2 separate regions of the Homo sapiens genome follow, and region 2 is linked to region 1. The links are chromatin loops, found by intact Hi-C in ENCODE. Cell type or tissue: mammary epithelial cell. All regions are shown on one strand. Links, peaks and the distances in the headings refer to the core of each region. The heading gives the core; the rest is flanking DNA. Region 1 has its middle 23 kb from the start of ZP2. Region 2 holds the start of CRYM (crystallin mu).

The links. Hi-C counts contacts between places; a loop is a spot of excess contacts. Peaks named below come from ENCODE experiments on the same cell type or tissue, not always from the same donor. Only the 100,000 strongest peaks of a DNase experiment are listed, where the experiment ranks them.
Region 2: it touches region 1 in a loop (11-fold over the local background); 38 of 110 quality-filtered maps call a loop at or near these places.

Annotation. Positions count from the first base shown.
Region 1 is chr16:21,182,510-21,194,720 of GRCh38, forward strand. No RefSeq gene overlaps it. Among named protein-coding and RNA genes, the nearest start is that of ZP2, 23 kb to the right of the region's middle. RefSeq lists enhancers at 6,462-6,551, 6,602-6,671. In mammary epithelial cell, for the core only: a CTCF peak has its summit at 6,339 (motif pointing right); DNase peaks (open chromatin) are centred at 2,482, 5,882 and 6,362; H3K4me3 peaks cover 323 bases; H3K27ac peaks cover 581 bases.
Region 2 is chr16:21,272,102-21,284,312 of GRCh38, forward strand. CRYM (crystallin mu) reads right to left here and starts at 6,189. Exons shown (of 8, transcript NM_001376256.1): 1 at 5,981-6,189; 2 at 5,330-5,483; 3 at 3,431-3,493. The coding sequence starts at 6,150. RefSeq lists an enhancer at 5,981-6,190. In mammary epithelial cell, for the core only: a CTCF peak has its summit at 6,250 (motif pointing left); no DNase peak of the experiment used is centred there; H3K4me3 peaks cover 740 bases; H3K27me3 peaks cover 815 bases.

The DNA of each region.
Region 1 (12,211 bases), core at 2,385-10,384:
ATTTCATTATGTATTACAATGTAATCATAATAGAAATAAGCTGCACGATAAATGGAATGCACTTGAATCATCCTGAAACCACCCCCCTACCCACGCCTCATCCATGGAAAAATTGTCTTCCACAAAACTTGTCCCTGGTGCCAAAAAGGTTGAGGACCACTGGTTTATGCCAAAGAGCAAAGGAAAGACAATGAAGAATCTTACATGGGAGAGTGACGTGATCAGACTTGGGTTTTTAAAGATCACTCCATGGCCAATGGATTTAAAGCAGGAAGGCTAGTTGGGAGGTCTATGGAGGCCCAAGAGCAGAGAGGATAATTGTGACTTAAAACTTACACTAGGCTGAGCACAGTGGCTCATGCCTGTAATCCCAGCACTTTGGGCGGCCAAGGATCACTTGGGGTCAGGAGTTCAAGACCAGCCTGGCCAACATGGTGAAACCCCGTCTCTACTAAAAATACAAAAATTAGCTGGGTGTGATGGCGGGCACCTGTAATTCCAGCTACTCAGGAGGCTGAAGCAGGCAAATCACTTGAACCTGGGAGGTGGAGATTGCAGTGATCTGAGATCGCACCACTGTACTCCAGCCTAGGCGACAGAGCGAGACTCTCTCTCAAAAAAAAAAAAAAAAAAAAAAAATTAGGGCAAATGTAATGGAGACCTTCCTCATTTTGAGGGCCAGCAGCACTTGGTGATGATGGAGAAGGAAAGGGGGACACAAGGTGGCACCTAGGTTTTTAGCTTGAGCCAGTAGTGGATAGTGACACTATTGTAGGAGTGAAGGACAAGCTTCCTCTCTACCCTCTGAAGGATCCCTGAAATGAACTGGCAATAGACAGATGAACAGGAGAAAAGGCATATTCAAATTTATTAACATGCACATGAACACAGGAGTTCCAAAAATATGAGACTCAAAGAAAGGCCAAATGATTGAAACTTACATAGAGGGAGATGGGGGAAATGTAGGCAACTTGAAGGATTGTAAATGATTTTTAGGGGAATTGAATGGACCCAAAGAGCAAACCACAATGAGATACCATCTGAAACCAGTCAGAATGGCTATTACTAAAAAGTCAAAAAATAACAGATGCTGGCGAGTTTGTGGAGAAAAGGGAATGCTTACACATTGCTGGTGGGAAAGTAAATTAGTTCAGTCACTGTGGAAAGCACTATCACAATAGCAAAAATGGAATCAAAAAATGTCCGTCAATGGTGGATAAAGAAAATGTGGTGCCATATACATCACAGAATACTACACAGTTATAAAAACGAATGAGATTGTGTCCTTTGCAGCAACATGGATACAGCTAGAAGCCATTATCCTAAGTGAACTAATGCAGGAACAGAAAACCAAACACCATATGTTCTCACATATAAGTGGGAGCTAAACATTGGGTACATATGGAAATAAAGATGGGACCAACAGACATTGGGGCCTACATGGAGGTGGAGGGTGGGAGGAGAGTGAAGATAAAAAAAACTATTGGGTACTATGCTTATTACCTGAATGATAATCTGTACACCAAACCCCTGTGACATGCAATTTACCCATGTAACAAACCTCCACATGTACTCCTGGAACTAAAATGAAAGTTAAAAAAAAAAAGCAGACAATAGTTTGTAAATTATTTTCTTTAGAAACTGAATGGGACAAGTTATGGGAAGGTGAGGGGCAGAACTGCACTGCAAACAAAGGTAGTCTTATTATGCAGATTAAGTCTTTTAGGTAATCTCTCAGAATTACTCTCGGCAAAATAGATGAAAAGCCCGAGCATGGTGACAACTTTTAGTCTCTTCTGCAGTGGTTAATTTTTTCTGGTTATTTTGGATGCTAATCCACCACGTTGACTTCTGATTAACCCCAGTCCCATGAATGCCTCCTGATTCCTACTTCACTGTTCCTAGTGTAAGAACATGTTGACCTTGATGTCATCACACAAATTATAGGCTATGATACATTCAGCATTCTTGCCTGTCCTGAAGGGTTGCCTTTAATTGGCTTGCTGGAGCAAGCATACCCTTTCCCTATGGTATATGCGTAGCCCTGGTGTGGGGAGTAACAGTGCAGAGAGCTACCTGTCCTGCCACCACCTAAGACCACACTTGTGTCTGTAAGTTCCTTCAATGAATCACCCAAAGTCAACACAATGGATCTGTCTGCCTCCTTCTTTGGTTCCTCGGCTCCCTCAGCATTTGGGAATCACTTTGCATATTCACAGAAATTAAGACAATTGCATTTCTTTTGGAAGAAATTTTCCTCGGTCAGATAAGGGAACTTCCAGAGAAAGCCTGATATGGTTAGGCTGCGTCCCCACCCAAATCTCATCTTGAATTATAGTTCCCATAATCACCATGTGTTGTGGGTGGGACCAGGTGGATATAATTGAATCATGGGGGGTGGTTTCTCGCATCCTGTTCTCCTGATAGTGAGTCAGTTCTCATGAGATTTGATGGTTTTACAAGGGACTTCCCCCTTCACTGGGCACTCATTCTCTCCTGCCGCCCTATGAAGAGGTGCCTTCCGCCTTGATTGTAAGTTTCCTGAGGCCTCCCCAGCCATGTGGAACTGTGAGTCAGTTAAACCTCTTCCTTTATAAACTACCCAGTGCCAGATATTTCTTCACAGCAGCCTGAGAACAGACTAATACAGAGCCCCTCCCTGCACTCAAGATGGCAGAAACAAGAGAAGGTTAGAAAATCCTTGGTTCTGAAGCAGTTTCTAAGGCCTTTCATTTTCCTTTAACTCAGAAGTGCTCTGCATGCCAAAGTAACAGACTTTGGGGTATCCTTGTCTGTGTCTCAATGGGGGCTGTGTGAAAATTCAACCCCTGCTTTGCTCATATTAAGTCAGATATGCCTCTTGGATACTAAGAGGATGTGTCAAGTAGACAGCTGGCTTAGAGGGTACGTTTGGGCTGGGGAGTATTTTTGGTGCTGAGAGCTTTACACAGCCTTCATTTGGGATGCTCTCCCAGAGAGTAGCCAGGAGATCATTTCATAGCATAGTTCTGATCACATAAACACCTTACTCCAACCTCTGCCAAGGGCAAAGTGCTTTCCCACAGCACTTAGAAGTGCTAACTCTTTCCCCTCATGGATCAATCCATGATCAAAGACCAATCCCAGCTGGGCACAATGATTTACACCTGTAATCATAGCACTTTGGGAGGCCGAGGCAGGTGGATCACCTGAGGTCAGGAGTTTGAGACCTGGCCAACACAGTGAATCCCCGTCTCTGCTAAAAATACAAAAATTAGCTGGGCATGGTGGCACATGCCTATAATCCCAGCTACCCGGAAGGCTGAGGCAGGAGAATCGCTGGAACCTGGGAGGCGAAGGCTACACTGAGCCAAGATCACGCCACTGCACTCCAGCCTGGGTGACAGAGGGAGACTCCCTCTCAAAAAAAAAAAAAAAGATCAATCCAAGCTTCTGCTTCCTGCTACTTCTTTATATGCCATCGGCCTCTGGATATGAGAGAGAAAACTAAAGTTCAAAGGACTCACCCAATTCAGCTAAGAAATGTGACATCTAAATCAAGGCTGTGCAGTGAGGTTATTCATTCAGGTTCTGTTCTTTACATGGTCTGGGCCTAACCTTCACCGATCAAATGAAGTGAAATAAGGTGCAGAACCCTAGCACAGTGGCTGACACCAAACAAGCCCATCAAGAATAATTGTCAAGGACGAGGCTCAGTGGCTCGTGCCTGTCATCTCAGCACTTTGGGAGGCCAAGGCGAGAGAATCACTTCAGCCCAGGAGTTCAAGAGCAGCCTGGGCAACATAATGAAACCTCGCCTCTACAAAAATGAAAAAATTAGCTGGGGATAGTGTTACATGCCTGTGGTCCCAGCTACTGAGGGACTTAGGCAGGAGGATCACTTGAGCCCAAGAGGTCAAGGCTGCAGTGAGCTACGATGGCACCACTGCACTCCACACTGGGGAACAATGAGACCTTGTCTCCAAAAAAAAAAACAAAGAAAAGTTGTCAAAATGCATGGCTACATGAGTCATTTAAAACTGAGTGAAACAGGAAGATGTAAAAGACCTGTTGTTAACCAAGCTGTGGAGGACCGTTAAGGACTTCGGGCTAAGGTCCTTACAAAGATATCCTTAGCCTTTTAGACACACAGCTCAATGTGTGGCCGATTGGAAAGGTAATTAATCCCCAGAGCATAAAAACGATGACTTTTTTACAGTTATAATGTTAATTTATCAGTATGTCCAGGTTTCTTGTTTGTTTATTTTTGAGCATTCGCCATGTGCTGGATGCTATTTTTTTTTTTTTTGAGACAGGGTCTCATTCTGTCACCCAAGCTGGAGTGCAGTGACATGATCATAGCTCACTGCAGCCTCGACCTCCCAGGCTCAGATAATCCTCCCACCTTAGCCTCCCGAGTAGCTGGGACCACTGGTGCCCACCATCATACTCAGCTAATTTTTGTATTTTTTGTAGAGACAGGGTTTCACCATGTTGCCCAGGTTGGTTTTGAGCTCCTGAGCTCAAGTGATCCTCCCGCCTCAGCCTCCTAAAGTGCTAGGATTACAGGCGTGAGCCACTGCGCCTGGCTGCGGGGGGCTATTTTAAGCCCAATACACAGCAATACATGTTTCCAGTGCGTCCTCACTACCTCCCATTTTAGAGATAAGGAAACCGAAAGATTGACAAGTTAAATTGCCTAAGGGCCCATAGAATTAGAAGTGGGATTCTAACTGCAGTTTGTCTAACTGCAAAAGACATCCTAGGCTGGGTGCAGTGGCTCATGCCTGTAATCCCAGCACTTTGGGAGACTGAGGCGGGTGGATCACCTGAGGTCAGGAGTTCAAGACCAGCCTGGCCAACATAGTGAAACCCTGTCTCCACTAAAAATACAAATATTGTTAGCTGGACATGCTGGCGGGCACCCGTAATCCCAGCTACTCGGGAGGTTGAGGCAAGAGGGTTCGCTTGAACCCAGGAGGCAAAGGTTGCAGTGAGTCAAGATCATGCCATTGCACTCCGGCCTGGATGACAAAGTGAGACCCCGTCTCAAAAATAAAACTAACTAACTAAATAAATAAATCTAGATCAGCAGTTCTCAGTTGGGAGTGATTGTTCCCCGCCCCCGCCCCCCGCCCCAACCCTCAACCAGCACCCCCAGGGGACATTTGGCAATGCCTGGAGGCATTTTTTTTGTTTGAGACAGGGTCTTGCTTGGTCGCCCAAACTGGAGTGCAGTGTCAACCACAGCTCTCTTGACCTCCCAAGCTCAAATGATGCTCCTGTCTCAGCCTCCTGCATAGCAGGAACTACAGATGTGTGGCGCCATGCCTAGCTTTTTTTTTTTTTTTTTTTTTTTTTCAGTAGAGATGGGGTCTCACTGTGTTGCCAGGGCTGGTATCAAACTCCTGGGCTCAAGTGATTCTCCTGCCTTGGCGTCCCAAAGTGCTAGAGGCATTTTTTGTTATCACGATATGCGTGCCTGTGTTGGGTGCTGCTGGCATGTAATGAGTAGGGGCCAAGGATGCTGCTCAACATTTTACCAAGCCCAGGACAGGCCTCCACAACCAAGAATTATCTGGGCCCAAATGTCAACAGTGCCAGTCTTGACAAACCCTAACCTCAACAAATAATAAGAATTAAGAGAATTAGGCCAAGCAAGAGCACAGCTGGTGGAGAGGGGGTCAAAATTGACCAGGTCTGCCCCAGAGTGACCAGTGGCAATCGTGGCATCATGGAAACACACAAGTTCACAGTTGTGAAATGGTTCAGGTTGTCAAAGAGTTTTCGTATCAGTTACCATCCTTACCTTTCATAACAGTCCAGAGACGTTATTCTGCTCTCATTCCCATCCCCTACTCTTCAGCTGATGGAAGAGGAAAGCAGGGTTAATGGATGAGTCACCTGTGGAAGTTCTCAGAGTCAGCAAATGACTAAGCCACAGAACCCGGTTATCGGCCTCCTAGCCCACGTGCAGATCCTTTCCTCCCCCTTCTGCTGCCTTTTTTGTTAAAGCAGAAGTGACAACGACGAAACGTTCGGAAGATGGACTACAGTGTCCCATGGCAGTTGGGAGTCAGCCATCCAGGGGGTCCATACACTGCAGAGGGCATGCTCCGTGTATGGACCTCCAGGCTGGAGAGGACATGCTCCGTGTATGGGCCTCCAGCAGCACACATTGTTTGTTCATGTTTCCAAAACTCAGGAGGAGACTCAAGCCCCAGCCACATGCTCTAGGAGTCTCTATGCCCCTGTTAGGAGCTCCCGTGCTGGAGTTTCAATCCCCAGCTGGAAACCTTAGAAAAACCATCAGAAGGAAACGCAACTGTTTCCTAATGAAAGCGTTTCATCTCTGAGCCAGTAGAGGGAGCGCACATCCAGGCCATCCGAAGCTGGCTCAGCCGAGACTTCAATAGCACCGAGGGCTGGAAGAAGCATTCAACGCGCGATCCTTGAACTTGAATGAGCCTATGCATAGGAGCCTGTTAAAAGCCAAATTCGCGGGCGGATCACGAGGTCAGGAGATCCAGACCATCCTGGCTAACACAGTGAAACCCCGTCTCTACTAACAATACAAAAAAAAAAAATTAGCCGGGTGTGGTGGCGGGCGCCTGTAGTACCAGCTACACGGGAGGCTGAGGCAGGAGAATGGCGTGAACCCGGGAGGCGGAGCTTGTAGTGAGCTGAGATCGCGCCACTGCACTCCAGCCTGGGCGACAGGTGACAGAGCAAGACTCCGTCTCAAAAGAAAAAAAAAAAAAAAAAAAAGGCCAGATTCTGGCCGGGTGCGGTGGCTCACACTTGTAATCCCAGCTACTCAGGAGGCTGAGGCAGGAGACTTGCTTGAACCGGGGAGGCGGAGGTTGCAGTGAGCCAAGATTGCGCCATTGCACTCCAGCCTGGGTGACGAGAGTGAGACTCTGTCAATAAATAAATAAATAAGGCAGATTCTGAGTCTGTAGGTCTGCATCAGGACCTGAGTTCCTGCATTGCTTATCAGCCACCAGATGAAGCCTTCCACCGGCCACACCTTGAGTAGCAAGGTAATAGATAACTTCTCCCACCCTCTCCCATAGATGGTGGACCTGAGGCCCAGGGAGTTTAGACTGCTTACTAGAGGCCAAACAGAAAGACTGCAGTGCTGGGGCTAGAACCCATGACTCCTACAGCTGGTGCTCACTTCATAGCATCTTCCCTGCCCCTCTGACCCTGAAACAGGATTCAGGGAAGAGGATCCCTAAGTGTGGGTGAGGAGTAAGAGACTATACTATCTGCTTTGAATCAAGCTTCTTTATACTCTATTTTTGGTCAAGTTACTTCCCTTGCAGAAGTACCAATAGAAATTCAAAGATGAACACAAGCAGACTCCAATTCTTTTGGGCCTGAGGGAGCCAAAGTAAAATAGATTTGTTAGTGAAGTCCCTCTTATTTTTGGTTAGTACAAATTTGGCAAGTCATCCAAAGAAAAGCTTACATATAACTTGGTATGTTTTTATGAATGCAAATTATAGCCATAGACTTTCTCCTAAGAATGAAGTTTCTTAGCTTGAATCAGTTTAGATGAAAAATGCCTCCCTTAAAAAATAAGAGCTCCTAAACTCTCACTAAACATGAAATGCAGAGGCAAGTGGTTCTAGGGTTGATTTGGGGAACACAATGAAGTTATCAAGGATTTAGGCTTTCCATTTTTTCGCTCCATCGTTCTCAGGGTGTCTTTAGGGTTATTTCCTCATAGTTACAACATGGCTGCCATAGCTCCGGGAATCACATCACATAATCATATCCAAAAGCAGGTAGAAAAGGGGTTAGCTGCACATACCTTTTTTTAAATAAGGAAAAAGAAGCCCCCTCTCAACTTCCCCTTAAATCTCATTGAACAGAACTGTATTACATGCTCACCTCTAAACAGAAGGGAAATGGGACGTTATCTTGGCTATCTCATGCCAAGCAGGATTGTCCCCCAGGGTGTGCTGTGCAAACAAAGTCCAGGTTCTCTTAGCAAGGAAGAAGGGGATGAGGTGGGAAGGAAAAAGAAAGGGCAAGAAAATCCCTTTTAATTAAGCCCTACACTATCTGCCCCAGTACACTTGTGTTTTCGCTGTATTTATTCACAAAGTAAGGGTCTTCATGTGCTGTGTGAGCAAAGGTCAGGACCAAGGAGGATTTAGTTAAATCTGGAATCTCAGTCAGGGGTTCATACTCTTGAGATAAGGAAAAGTAACCAATGCTGCCTAACAGCCCAGCACCCACACTGCAGTCCCTAGACTTAGCAGATGGAACTTGCTATAATGAGGACCATATGTATTCATTTGCTAAGGCTGCCATAGAAAGTACCACAAACTGGGTGGCTTACACAACAGACATTTATTTTCTCACAATCCTGGAAGCTGGGAGTCTAAGATCAAGATGCCAAGCAGGCTTGGTTTCTCCTTGGCCTGTAGAGAGCTGTCTTCTCCCTGTGTCTTCTGCCTGTGTCTGAATTTCCTCTTCTTATAAGGATAGCAATCCTATTGGACTAGGGCTCATCCTATTAACTCATGTTAATGCAATTACCTCTTTTTTTTTTTTTTTTTTTTTTTAGGCAGAGTCTCACTCTGTTGCCCAGACTGGGGTGCAGTGGCGTGATCTTGGCTCACTGCAACCTCCATCTCCCAGGTTCAAGTGATTCTCCTGCCTCAGCCTCCTGAGTAGCTGGGACTACAGGCCTGCACCACCATGCCCGGCTAGTTTTTTTTTTTTTTTTTTTTTTTAGTAGAGACAGGGTTTCACCACGTTGGCCAGGCTGGTCTCGAACTCCTGACCTCAGGTGATCCACTCACCTCAGCCTCCCAAAGTGCTGGGATTACAGGCGTGAGCTGCTGCACTTAGCCACAATTATCTCTTTAAAGACCCTTCCTCCAGCCATATTTTGAGATTCTGATGTTGGGACTTCAACATATCGATTTGCGGGTCACACAATTCAGTCCTCCAATTCAGCGAGCATACTTCTATTTCCTCTGCAAGTCTGATGTGCACCTTGCTTTAAAAGAGATACGATTATCATGCTTCTCATCCTAATTTTCAAAGGGCTTTCTATCATGTGTGAATCTCAGGTTCCAGTGAATGCCTTCTTCGTGTCTGTGGATGTCATCATATGAGGGTATTTTTTGACCTGTTTCTGTGACGTATTCATAGAGTTCCTGTAATCGAACAGTCATGGATCAGCATTCAGAATATATAAAGAAACCCTAAAAATCAATAGGAAAAGGACTTTTAAAATCTAGTATAAATTAAACAAAGGCTATAAACAGACAATTCAGAGGAAGGGACTGCTTCCTGCTGTGCAGATGGTCATCTTGCGGTATCCTCACATGGCCGAGAGCAGAGAGAGGAAGCTCACTCTCCTTTCTCTTCCTTTAAGGGCACTTATCCCCTTTATGAGGGCACCATCCTCATGACTTAATTAATTCCCAAAGCCCCACCTCCAAATATATCACACTGGGGGTAAGGACTTCAAAAACATATACACTGGGGGTAAGAACTTCATGTGAACTTGTTGTGGGGGGACACAATTGAGCCCACAACACCGAGAATAAGCCTGAGCACACACCTTGTGCCACAGGCTGCATGTTCTACCTTTCCGCAACCCCTGTGCTGCCCACGATGAGACAGCTTCCCACTCAACACATCATCACTTTCAAACCAGAAGCAATGTTGTGCTGTGGATTTTCTGGTTATTGACACAGTGGTGGGCACTATCAGAGGTAATTCACATCTTTGCATCCAATGGGAGAGAAACTAAATTCCCTGTTGACTTAAAAGGGAGAAACTGAGGCAGAATTAAAAGTAGAGAGTTTTTTGGGGCCAAGTTTGAGGATTGCAACCCCGGAGCATGGATTCAAGTTGACATGAGTTATAGACTCCTATTAGCAGCATTTACAAGTGGATTTCTAAAGGCAAAAAAGGGGGGACAGGGAGTGAGCTGATGCACAGTTCTTTGTCAGGAATTCTCATTGTTTTTCAGAAATAACATTGATGTGTGATTGGCTATACATTGTTAAGCTATAGGGTGTGGTTATATGTCTGGTGCAGCATTATTAGGTTAACTTAAAGCTACTTGTGGCAATAGTAAGCAGTTTCAAGAGATGGATACTTAGCTCAAGGGAGGAGTAGGATGTGATGACTGTCTCATCTTTTTTCCTTTTTTTTTTTCTTTTGAGATGGAGTCTCACTCTGTTGCCAGGCTGGAGTGCAGTGACATGATCTTGGCTCACTGCAACCTCTGCCTCCCAGGTTCAAGCAATTCTCCTGTCTCAGCCTCCTGAGTAGCTGGGACTACAGGTGTGCGCCACCATGCCCAGCTAATTTTTGTATTTTTAGTAGAGACAGGGTTTCACCATGTTGTCAGGATGGTCTCGATCTCTTGACCTCGTGATCTGCCCACCTTGGCCTCCCGAAGTGTTGGGATTACAGGTGTGACCCACGGCACCCAGCTGACTATCTCATCTTACTGTCTCTGGCCCTGATAGTTTAGAAGGACTTATATTTCTCAGATCAAAGTTCTTTTCTTTTCTCACCCCTGTCTCAGGACCTGTATTCTCAGCAATGCCTCTTCTTTCAACTACGATACATCACTGTTTGGAAATGGAACTAGTTGCAACTTAAGTGCCAAGTTCCTGAAGCTATAAACTGCTCCCCATGCTTTTAGATCCTATGTGCAAGCAACAGTGTGTGTTTGTAATGTGTTGTCTGTGATGAAGTGTGGTAGGCTCTGCCTTCACTAGCACAGTGATTTCTATCCAGGGATATGTGTCAGAGTCATCTGAGGAGCATGGATTAGTTTTCTTTCACTGCTTAGACAAATTATTACAAGTTTAGTGGGTTAAAACAACATAGATTTATTCTGCTACAATTCTGAAGGTCAGAAGTTTGAAATCACTTTCACTGGACTAAAGCCAAGGTGTCGGTGGAGCTGGTTCCTTCTGGAGGATCTAGGGGAGGATCCATTTCCTTGCATTTTCCAGCCTCTAGTGTTCCCCTGTATCCCATGGCTTATAGCCCTTTCTCCATCTCAAAGTGCATCACTCCAACCTCTGCTTCCATCATTGTACTGCTTTCTCCCCATAGTCAAAACTCCCTCTTACAAGCACACATGCAGTTATATGTATGGCCTACCTGGATAATTTAGATAATTTCCCCATCTCACCGTTTTACCTTAATTATGACTGCAAAGTCCCTTTTGCCATATTAGGGAAAATTCACAAGTCCCAGAGGTTAGCACGTGAATATCTTTGGGGCCATGATTTAGCCTCCTATAGAGCCTAAACATGCTTAGACTCCACTCCCTAAAGATTCTAGTTTAGTAGATGGTGTCTAAGTTTTTGTTTTTTGTTTTGTTTTGAAATGGAGTCTACCTCTGTCGTCCAGGCTGGAGTGCAGTGGCATAATCTTGGCTAACTACAACTTCCACCTCCTGGGTTCGTGATTCTCCTGCCTCAACCTCCCAAATAGCTGGGATTACAGGCACCTGCCACCATGCCCACCTAATTTTTTGTATTTTTAGTAGAAACGGTGTTTCACCATGTTGACCAGGCTGGTCTCAAACTCCTGACCTCAGGTGATCCGCCTGCCTCAGCCTCCCAAAGTGCTGGGATTACAGGAGTGAGCCACCATGCCCAGCTGATAGTGTCTAGTTTTGTAGGTGGTGTCTCCCTAAAGATTTTAGTTTGGTAGATGGTGTCTAGGCCAGAGGTCTGTACAATCAGGTGTACATTCTACCACATATGCACTTGATTACATATGCCTTGGTATATAGCACACAGACTTATTCAAGTCACAGTTATTGTCCATAATGTTATCTGAGTTTTTATTTAGAGTTAGAACAGTGCTATTTTCTTGATGTTGAGATACTCCAATGCTGACTGGGCAGTGCCTACATCAATACAACGGTTATCTTGTTGAACCCTCACACGCTTCCAAATTAGGTTGTGTTCCCTTTTTACAGATGCGGAAGCAGGCTCAGAGATTGTTCTATCTGCCCGAGGCCACACAGCCAGGGAGACGTAGATCCCGAACCCAAACCCAACTCTTGCTCTAGAGCCTGCGCATCCCACAGAACTTCCTAATGCAGAACAGGGCAGGGGAAAGTAGTACATTACATTACAGGTGCCTTCCCAGGGCACACAAGTCTGTTTTCAACTCCTGCAACCTCCACCATCAATCAGAACTGCTCAAACTATTAGAACCCCAAAGC
Region 2 (12,211 bases), core at 1,521-9,520, 89 kb after region 1:
ATCCACCTGCCTCGGCCTCCAAAAGTGCTGGGATTACAGGTGTAAGCCACTGCACCCAGCCGATTTTTAATCATATGTTTATAAGATTTATTAAACAGCATTAGTGGCACTTCAATCTTTTCTCCTAAGCATGCAGGTTATTAAGTACACGTATATGAATCTGCTGGGTTTCTCATTTAAAGAGTCTGAAAGTCTGTTTCATTTGCATTTGCCAAGGCCTTGCATGGTCTGGCCCTCCTATCTCTAAAGCTGTCTCTCATACCACCATGCCATGTTCCCCTGCACTTCCTGTCTTCCAGCCATACTGGCTTCCTTGCAGCTTCCCAAGCTCATGTACTTCCTTCAACCACAGGGCCTTTGCATGAATTAATTCCTTGCCATACGATGCTAGGCTGCTTTGTCCCCTCTCCCCCTCACAAGTAACTGATTATCCTTCAATCTCAGCTCAAATATCCCCTACAGAGACACAGCCACAGGCTAGATCAAGACATACTGCTTTACACTCTTACAGCACTTGTCAGCGTTGTAGTTTCATATTTATTGGTGTGAATTTTTTTTTTTTTTTTGGAGACTGAGTCTCACTCGTTGTCCAGGCTGGAGTGCAGTGGTGTGATCTTGGCTCACTGTAACCTCCGCCTCCAGGATTCAAGCAATTCCCTTGCCTCAGCCTCCCAAGTAGCTGGGATTACAGGCACCTGCCACCATGCCCAGCTAATTTTTTTTTTTTTTTTTTTTTTTTTTTTTTTAGTACAGATGGGGTTTTTCCATGTTGGTCAGGCTGGTCTTGAACTCCTGACCTCAGGTAATCTGCCTGCCTCAGCCTCCCAAAGTGCTGGGATTGCAGGCGTGAGCCACTGCGCCCAGCCTATTGATGTGATCTTTGGACTATATCTTGCCTCCCCCACTGGACCCTGTACTACATGAGGGCAAGTACTGTATCTGGTTTTGCTTACCCCATGCTGAGCGCAGAACCTTGCATTTGGTGGACACTCAAATATTTGTTGAATAAATGTATGTTAGTGCTAAACCCTAATATATACTATCACCTTGAGAAAACATATCAGAGGCTTCAATGAAGCTTATGTGAGACCCAAGCACAAAAAATGTATTATGTTCATCAGACCCTAGAGCTCCGTATACTTATTCTCCCCAACAAGAGCCCTAAATAGAAGAGAAATGATGGACAAGAAAATATTCTACTCTCAAGGCAACAAGTAAAATAGACCCTTTGTTCCTTATTGAAACAGTTCATCTGAGCCCCTGGAAATAAAGCTGTGAAGTTTCAGCCTAAACTTTGAAGTGTCTAAACTTTGAAGTGTCAACCCAAGGCTTCTTGATTCTTCTGGGAGCACAGATTTTTATTAATGCAACAAAGCAGTGTTATTGCAGGCTGGGTCTACAAAAGTGTGGTTTCCAGACCTGGTTGATCCTCACTCTGTGATTTTGATTCAGTAGGCATGGGAATTTGAGTTTTTAAAAACTTCCCTAGCTAATGCTGCTGCATAGCTTGCTTCTGTTGGAAACTTCTTATCTGGGACAAGACCATGTGGCCTCAAAAGGACCCGCAGGAACCTGGTTGTATGACTTCAGGAAACCCAAGTTTCTATTCTTTTATGCGTAAAATGAGGCCATTAATACTTTCTCTGCCTTCCTCACAGAAACTCGTAGTCCAGACAAGGGGCTGGAAATGAGTTTGAAAAAGACTAAAGCTCTTTGCAAATGACAGTAATACAAGATTCATTCTGTTCCCAAATTACCAGCAAACATAGCAAGGAGTCCTTGATTACTTCAGTTGAGTCAGGTCTGGATATAACTAAAAACCAGTTCATTGAGGTGGGTGCTGTTGGTCTACTCCCTTCGCATACAATTACCAGATTAATCCTCCCATTCTTCCCTCCCCAGCAGGTATCTAGAAAACCTCGACATGCAACCTGAACACCTGGTCTTTGCTGCTGCAACTTTCCCTGGGTTACCACGTTTCCTTTATAATAACTTAGGAAAACCAGTGTCCCAAGACCTTGTACTTCCACATTTAATGTGAAAGACTCCAGACTCCAATCGTTCCCACAGACACCCTGTTTCCTAAGCCTCATCCTCTTAACTCTAACTTTTAAAAATGCTGTTTTTCTTATAGGATGCCTTGACATTGCTTGGGAACATCATCACCCCCATTGCTTACTGTTCCCTCTGCCTGGAGTGCCCCTCCGTGTTTTTGCATGGTTCGCTAACTCACTGCTTTCAGCTTTGACTCAAATGTCACCTTCTCAGGGAGGCCTTTCTTGGATAATGTAAAATGTGACAGCTTCTCCAATACTCTCACTTCTGCTTTATCTTCACCTAACATGTTATGTGGCTTTTTGGATTATTGTTGGTTTTATTTTTTAGCAAATTCTAAGCACGCTATTAATCATTTATTAATATGTACTAATTATTTAATTACATATTATTTATTACTATTTAACACATTATTAAACTCAACAGATGTTTTTGTTTGTTTTGTTTTGTTTCCTTTTTGTTTTGTTTTTTAAGACACTCACTCTTTTGCCCAGGCTAGAGTGCAGTGGCTCGATCTGGGCTCATTGCAACCTCTGCCTCCTGAGTTCAAACGTTTCTCCTGCCTCACTCTCCCGGGTAGCTGAGATTATAGGCGCCCACCACCACGACCAGCTAATTTTTGTGTTTTTACAAGAGACGAGGTTTCACCATGTTGACCAGGCTGGTCTCCAACTCCTGAGCTCAAGTGATACGCCTGCCTCAGCCTCCCAAAATGTTGGGATTACAGGCGTGAGCCACTGTACCCAGCCTGTGTTTTCCTTTTTATTGGTATTGTCTACCTCCCCTGTGTGTGCCCCTCTGTTTTTCTCACTGCCATTTCCCTAACATTTAGAACAGTGCCTGACACATGATAGAAGCCCAGTCAATACTTGTCGAATGAATACAGGGATCTGGCTTGGATATGTTCAGTTCACTCAGCCTCTTGTGTAGTACTAGCTTTGGTCTATGGGACAATTATACTGTCTTACCAGGGGCAATGTGGTACAGGGACAAGAAGCCAGTCCTGGAAGCCAGAGAGGTCAAGTATTAAATTCTTACTCTAGCACTTATTAGCTGTGTGATCCTGGGCAATTCACAGAAGCTCTCTGAGCCATATTCCTTGACCTGGAAGGTGGAGAGAATTTCTCATTTCGATTCTTCAAGACTGATGGGAAGATTGAGAATTATGCACATAAGGTACTTGAAATCTGGTCATGCACACTAATTGGTAGCTAATAATTTCGTGAATTACTGATATATCTGACATCTGGAGTTCCAGCTATGTCCAACAGGAAACCAAAATAAGTTCCCCACTTCTCCTTTAGTCTCTCAAGATTGAGACACCAGACCCCACTTGACAGCTCACCTTAATGGTACAGCCAGCCATTCATCTTACCTTGGTGGCAATGGCAGAAACTGCAGCTGTTCTCTTTGCAGTTATGACATTTCCATCCATGACCTTGGAGGAAAAGAGAGACAGTGAGCAAGGGGAACCCCTGTCCACTGCATAAATTAGAAGAAACAGTTCTAAAATATTAGCTTAGGAAGTTTTATAGCATCCTACAAACAGCATGGGTTTGGCGTCAGACCTGGATCCGATTCCTCCACTTACGAGATATGCAACTTTGAACAAACACTTTAATCTTTAAGCACTGGTTTCCTCACCTGTAAAAAAGATAATGCCAGCCATTCAGAGGGTTATTGTGAGGATTAAATGCACTGGCATATCTGGAAACATCTAGCACATGGTGAGCCCTCAAGAACTGCCCATTTTCTTTTCTTGCCCTAGGATTCTCAAAACACCAAATTAAGAAGGAACTAGAGAGAGAAGGTTGCCAATTGACATCTGGACAACGGCCATGAAACTCTTAGTGGCTCTCCGTTCCTGCTGCACATGTGGAAAGCTTCGTGAAGATGCTCAGATACCACCCTTAGATTAACCCAGTCTGTATCTCTTCCAGGAGTGAGACCCAGACAGCCCAGGTGATTCCGATACACAGCGAAGGTTGAAAATTATGCCTCGCTAGTAAAAACCATCCTCTGCACTCCTCTCCCTGTTATTCATCTCAGCTGATCATCAAAAAATAGGCATCATCAACCTCATTTTACAGATGAGGAAGTGAATCACGAAGTCACTGAGCAGATTCAGCTGTCATCTAGTTTCAAAGCCTTGGGTTCTACCCCCCTAGGGAACCGCTGTTGGCAGGTAGTATGAATGCCATCTCGGTTGGATGAGTGTAAGTTGGGGAAAGCTAGATATTCTCAAAGGAGTGTTAAACGGCCAGATTATTTGGCGATCCAGAAATTCAGGGGAAAAGGAGGGACATTGTAAGACCCAGCTTGGAGCGCACAGACCTTAAGAGTTAACTGTCACACCTGGGAGTGATTCTTGAGTCTTTCACTAACCAGATGTGTGACCTCAAGCAAAGTGACTCTACTAACCTGAGCCTCAAGGACCTCAACAGAAATTGGGGGGAAGGGGAGTTAATAAAAACACCCATAGAGGAATTTTGCAGAATTGAATGTGATCAGCGTCTCCTTCTTGGCACATAAGTGCCCAATATGTAGCAGTTAAAATGGCGGTGGTCTTAGAAGAGTCTGGACCTATGGACCGTGGACTTAGACTGAGCAGCTCTGAAGTCCAACCATGCTAATTGTTGGTTACATAAACCTCGGTAAGTTGAACATAGTTGCTCTGACTCGGTTTCCTCATCTATAAAGTGGGAGTAATCATATTACCCATATCATAGAATAGTTTTAAGTATTAAGAGGATTAATAAATGTGAAATGTTTAGAAAAGTGCCTGATGCATTATAAAAAGTACTCCATAAACACAAGCTACTGCTACCTTTTGAAACTATGATTAGATATTAAAACAGGTCACACCGTATACCCCTCTGAAGACTCCCAGGGATTATAGAACACCCCTTCTTTTCCATGTCGACAAGGATTCAGTAAGTAAGTCTTCCCTTGGCTAATGGGTTCATTCAAGCTGCGTATTTGGGGCAACTGAGTATAGGACAAGGACATATGCAAGAATGACAACAAGATTATTATTTCCACACTGTCACATGCTTGAGGCAGCAGTGGGCGCTGGTGCCGTGTTATGCATCCTCAGGCAGTCCTAGAAATAGATACATGGACACAGATAACCTTCACTGTTGCTGGTATCCAGTCACTTGCAGAGGGGCACGCGTAGTCACAATCAAGACTCCCCCTGCTGCGGAGAACTTACTTTTGAGCTTCAATCTGGGCCCAGGGGCCCCATTCCACCCCGGGACAGGAAGTTGCTCACCGCCAGCAGGGTGCCATTGCTGGGCTCAAAGAGTAGCACAGTAGCCTGGTGGGAAGGGACGACCGAGGTGATGCCGCGGTCCTCGTAGAAGGTGACCAACTTGGTGGTCAGTGCATCCTCTGCAGCACTGTAGGCGGGCATGACCCCCAGGTAGCTACAAGGAGAGAGGGAGCAGCTTCAGCCCCTTCCCATCAATGCTGGGGTCTCTTAGAAAGTATCCATATACTTTCCTTTTTCTTTCCTTCCTCACCACCCCACTGGCCCTCTTCCAGCCCCCGCATCCCTCTGCCCTTCCCTTAGACACTATGCACAGTATGTTCAGAAGTCTGGCTCTGGATCAGAAAACCTTTCCAGCTCTGCCACTTAGTAGCTGTGTAAGCTTAGGTAAGTCACTTAACCTCTCTGAGTCTCAGTTTTCCACCAATCAAATGGTGGTATCAATACCTCCCTAGGTGGAGAGTGTGCTGAAATAAACAAGGTAACACCTGTAAAACGCCCACTTAGCACACCGGGTAGCGCCTATTAAAAGTGGCAGCTGTTAGCAACGGTTAGGCAAGCCGTCTCTTCCCTTCTCCCACCCCTCCTCTTCCTGCTCCTCCTTTCCCCGCTTTCCAGTTTCTCCTGCCCCTGACCCCGACCCTCCTCACTCACCCCCTGTGCTTGGTCACCGGCACCACGGTGCGCACGGGCTGCATGACCCCTCCTTCGGGACCGCTGGAGAAGTTGGCCAGGGCCGTCTCTAGAGGCGGGATGAGGAGGCTGGAGCTGCGGAGGTGTTCCTCCACCTCGGCCGCGCTCAGGAACGCTGGTACCCGGCTCATCTCGCCACCTGTGCCTTCTAACCTCAGTCTCCGCACCGCGATCCACGTACCCTCGGCTGTGCCCTTTATGAGCGCGCCCGCTGCTCTGTGGAGCCGCCTGCTGGTCACAGCCCAGCCTCCGGGGGCGGAGCAACCCCGCCCCGCCCCGCCAGCCCTCTCCTCCCCCTTCGCCCACCTCGACCCCTAAGGGTGGGCGAGATGGGTCCCTTCCAGCAACGGATTCCCCAAGATGGACATCGCGGTGGCGTGCTGGGAGTCAATATTGTTTGGTCCACTTTCTCAGTTCCTGTAATCAGCTGTAGCCACATTCCTTGACTTTTGCTTCCTACATAACCCCTCCCTATTAACTCGCTTTTTGCTGCTGTCTAGGTCACCGTGCCTGGGAAAGAATGGACAGGGAAAACGCTAACGGGGCTCCTTTATTTATTAAATTACTGCCTACTGCTAGGAGATAAAAGGAGACGGAGGCTTATTTAATTTTTTTTTCCTTTTAATTCTGTCCCCGTCTAGAGTCTCTTATCCTAGTCTTCCTCCCCCCTGTACCCCCAGATGTCTGGCCTTTGATTGCTAAGAACGCACAGTTTTCTCACAGGCTAACTAACCTAACAAACCTTCGCCTTTAAAGGGGGGAAGTTTGCAGGGCAAGGTGTAATCTTTTCCATCTCACAAAAAGCCAAATTGCAGGATCTTTTCTTCCAGGAGTTTTTACCTGAGATGGGGAAATAAAATCGGAAAGGAATGATGTAAAGCTTAAGGCAATAAATCCTAGTCATCAAATCAGTGATAGGAAAAGTAAGTTAATTCAAAGAAAAGAGAGATGATTTTGACCTGGAGTGGTTAGATAAGGGCTTCATGAAAGAGTGGGGAGAAACCAAGGTCTGAAATAATAATAGTGACGACAACAATGATAACATCAGGTTATTGATCTTTACTATGTACCAGATACTGCACCATGCACTTTATGTATATTATCTCATTTAATTATACAACAACCTCTAAGGTAGGGAGGTGTTGTTATTAGTTTTACTGTCCATTGGAGGCTCTGAGAAGGGAAGAAATTTAGTTCAAGGTCATCCACCAAGTCAGCAGAGGAGCTGGCTTTGCCCATGGTTGGACTTCAGAATTATATTCCTAATCATTAAGCTACTTTGGCAGAAAGAGAGGAAGAGGGCATTACAGGCCAAGTAAAGCCCTGAGGTGGAAGGCATGTTGAATAGCTCTGGGAACAGTGAGTTGCCAGATGTGTTAGGCTGGAATAAGGTGCTGAGGTCTAGGAGCATCAGAAGATAAAACTGAGAACGATTCTTGGAGTCAGGCAGCTGAGAATGGTGATTCCTAGGAAAGAAATTACATGCTCCAAGAGAGTAAGCATTTAGAAAGATGGGTCTTCTGCCAATGCAAAGGATGGAACAGATGAGCGAGAGCAGAGCCTGGGAGAAGGTCAAGAGGCAGGACTGCTGAAGTTGTGCTTTGTGGTATTTTGGTTGGAAGCTACATAGGGCATTTTGTAGGAAATGGTCACATCATGATAAAAGACAGTGGATGAGTAAGTGTCAAAATCAGTACCAATGAAATGAGAAATTGTACATAATGTGTTTAGCAACAGTGCTTGGCACAGAGTAGCCATGTAATAAGTGAACACTGAGAGAGAAAGAGAGAGAGAGAGAAGACACTGGTGGTTGGGAAAAGCTGATTTCAATGACACAATTTTGTTTCTTCGGTTCACCATCCCTAGAAATTTATGCCCAGAGCCGCTGGGCTTATAGAAATGTTTCTGGCCCATCACGTGTGCTGTTAGCATTAATATTACATCACATTTATTGGGTTTAGAAAGCACAGACATATAGCCCTGGCATGATAGTTCACGCCTGTAATCCTAGCACTTTGGGAGGCCCAAGTGGGTGGATTACCTGAGGTGAGGAGTTCGAGACCAGCCTGGCCAACATGGTAAAATCTTCTCTCTACTAAAAATACAAAAATTAGCTGGGTGTGGTGGCGGGTGCCTGTAATCCCAGCTACCCAGGAGGCTGAGGCAGGAGAATTGCTGGAACCCGGGAGATGGAGGCTGCAATGAGCCAAGATTGCACCACTGCACTCCAGCCTGTGTGACACAGTAAGACTTTTTTGGCCCTTTGTTTTTGTGAATGTGAACTAAAAATAAAATCCTATGCCCCCCACCTACTGAATGAACCCCCTCTGGGCCAAGCAGACCCCAGAAAAACCTTAAAGACTTAGTTTCCAGCCATGATGGGATGGCAAATCAGATATGCCTCATTACATCCTCTCCCTTTTAGAGTTTAGACACAACTGAGCAGCCTTAATGTTAATACAGAGATCACAAGACTGACAGAACAGACTCTTTGTGGCAATACGATAACAAATTATAAACAGGATCTAAGGCCATGCCAGGAAGGGTTAAGTCACGCACCCTTACACTTAAAGAAAAAAGCTATGTTCTAACTGCCACAGAGTTTTTGTTTTCTCCAGCAGCTAAACAAGCACTGGCTTGAAGATAAGCAATATTTTTGTTTTTGTTTTCCCCAGCCCTGCTCAGAGAAGATAGGGAACATGGCTTGGGCACAGTGGCTCACACCTGTAATCCCAGCACTTTGGGAGGCCAAGGCGGGCGGATCATGTGAGGTCAGGAGTTTGAGACCAGCCTGGCCAACGTGATGAAACCCCATCTCTACAAAAAGTACAAAAATTAGCCAGGTGTGGTAGCATGTGCCTGTAATCCCAGCTACTCAGGAGGCTGAGGCAGGAGAATTGCTTGAACCAGGGAGGTGGAGGTTGCAGTGAGCCGAGATCGTGCCACTGCACTCCAGCCTGGACAACAGAGTGATTCTCTCTCTCTCTCACTCTCTCTCTCTCTCTCTCTCTCTCTGTATATATATATATACACAAACATATATGTATATACATATATACGTATCTATGTATCTATATAGATATGTATATGTATCTATGTATCTATATAGATATGTATATATGTGCATATATATATATATAAATTTTTTTTTTGAAACAAAGTCCCTCTCTGTCACCCAGACTGGAGTGCAGTGGCATGATCTCAAGTGATTCTCCTGCCTCAGCCTCTCAGGTAGCTGGGATTACAGGTGCATGCCACCACCCCCGGCTAATTTTTGTACTTTCAGTAGAGATGGGGTTTTGTCATGTTGGCCAGGCTGGTCTCGGTCTCGAACTCCTGACCTGAGATGATCCACCCGCCTTGGCCTCCCAAAGTGCTGGGATTACAGGCATGAGCCACCGTGCCCGGCTGAAGATATGCAATATTAAAACAATTACAACTCATCCAAATCACAGATATTGACTAACCGACCCCTTGTTCCACCAGCCATAACTACAGCTTGATTGGACAAGAGACTGATTTCAGTAACTTTCTCCTGATAAGACTACCGACTATAGGATGGTTCTGGCTGACTTACAGAGGTTGCACACTTGCATGCCTTCATGTCCTGAAAAGACCTTTTGACGTATCAGGCTGAATTGTAATACATTTAAATGCTGCAACCACCCCAAAATGAACATGAGTTGTATGTAACATGCATGTTTGTTAAATACACATGCATCAGGACCACTTTCATGAATATTCATAGCTTCTTCTCTCACCTGTTGAATATGTATATTTAGCCAACCTGTTGAGCATAAAGCTCCTACCCCAACCCTCCTCCTTCAAAGTGCCTGTCTCTGATCTTGGCCAAGGCATGTGATATGGTTTGGCTCCATGTCCACACCCAAATCTCTTCTTATAGCTCCCATAATTCCCACATCTTGTGGGAGGGACCCAGTGGGAGATGACTGAATCATGGAGGCGGGTCTTTCCCCTGCGGTTCTGATGATAGTGAATGAGTCTCACGAGATCTGATGGTTTTAAAAATGGGAGTTGCCCTGCACAAGCTCTCTCTTTGCTATTGCCCTCCATGTAAGATGTGACTTGTTCCTCCTTGCCTTCCACTATGATTGTGAGGCCTCCCCAGCCATGTGGAACTGTAAATCCAATAAGCCTCTTTCTTCTGTAAATTGCCCAGTCTCAGGCATGTGTTTATAGACAGCATGAAAACGGAATAATACAGCGTGCTTCCCAGCATAGGATCCCACCTTGCAGGCTGTAACCTCGTATAAGAAAGTCTCTTCTTGTCTAAATTTATAAATTGTGTGGTTTTTTTTTTAAAGTTAACAAGGAGAAAAAAAGCAAAACCAAATACTCATCAACTAAAAGAGATATGAAATAAGAAAGCCAGATATTTATTTGCTTCCATAGTAAATTCAGGAATTTAGCCCCGATTAAATAGAAATCTTATTTCTGACTCCCACATTACTAGAAAGTTTATTAATCTTCTTTAAGTCATGATTATAATAGTAATTTCATTATTTTAACAATGACAAAATAAGAAACCTCAATAATAGGAATTCACTCCAGTGAATCCTGTAGAAACAGGACAACTCTGCAAATCATCTCAAATCATCTTCCTGATAAAGCTTTGGTTCACATCACCCAGGTCCTCAGTAAAGTAGCACTGAGAAAACTAGTCTTGGTTGCATCACTTCTTTTGAGACCAGAGGCACAGAGAACTAATTGTCCCAAGCCTCCAATAATAAGTATTATTAATAAGTAGCATATTAAATATTAGGTGTTATTGAGGTTTATTTTATTATTATTAAAATAATGAAATTATTATTATAATTATGACTTAACAGAAAGAAGATTAATAAACTTTTTAGTAATGCAGGGGTCAGTATTGAGAAAGCTGGTGTAAATCTCTTTTCCCCGCCCTTCCCTGAGACCTTGTCCTGGGACAAGCCTGGGGGCCATGTAAGCTCCTGTGCCTGAGCCTCTGGAAGTTCCCTGCTAACCCCTAACAGACCCTGCGGAGGAGGTGGTTACTTACATCCCCCTAGACTTCTGCCACTACCACAGTGAAGATGGCAGCAGGGTAGAGCTGTACCATAGTGAGGTACTCACCTATGGCACAAAATGTACGGGATTCACTCAGTAGTCATGATAAATATTAAACTAAAACATCTAAATGCAATATTTAAAATAAAAATCAATGCCAAAAAATCCACAGTGAACAGAGTACAAAAATTTTCAACAAAGACGGCTCAGGATTACTGACTTTTCCTTTTGCTGTAGATGCCAATACAGCTCCTCACGAAATTTTATCTTTACATTTTATTTTAAAATGTAAAAATATTGTATAAAAGTCTTTATTTTGACTATTGAGTTGGCTTCACCTTGAATGCTGCAGCCAAGGCGCGTGTCTCATTCCCCTTATCCCTAACCTCTGTCGTCCTAGAGTTGGGGGACTGAGCGGTGGGCCAGGACAAGCAACGGATGAAGTATCTCGGAAGCCGGAGAAGGGTGGTCTGGGGCTCTTGGGAGCATGCGCGGGGTGGGGCGGTGGGGGGACTGAGGTGGCGCTCCCGGCTCCTCCGCGCGCCCCCGGCACCTTCCGCGCGTCCCCGGCTCCCCACACTCCGTCCCCGGCTCCCCACACTCCCACCCCGGTCTGCCCCGGGCGCCCCCGGTTCCCCACCTCCTGGTGTGCCTCTGGCGGGTCCGCGCAGGATCAGGCTACAGACTCGCCCGCGGGCGGCTGCGCGGCGGGCCGTTGGGGAGGGTGTTGGGATGAGGAGCCCCAACCAGATGGACGCGCACCCCGCAGCGGCGGAGGCGGCGGCGAGGCTTGAGCAGTGAGTGCTCGGGAGCCCCGGCCAGCCCTTCCTCCTTCTGCCTGCGTCCTCTGCGCTGGCCGCTGCTCCAGACGCCAGGGGGCCCACCCGCTGCCCGTGGTCGGCGCGCGGAGCTCGAAAGCGCGCGCCTCTAACAAATGAAAACCCATAGGGACTTAGGGTTGAATTTTAACTTTTTTTTTTTTTTGGCTTATTGTTTAGTGCTAGATAGAAGGGTTTGAGCGGTGTAGTCAATTTTGGTGCTAGTCTGACTTGAGGCAACGTGACGTGACCTACGCGTCTCATCAGTAATGCAGAAATAACATTTTATCCACTTCATCGGGCTTTTCTTTTTCTTTTTCAGAAA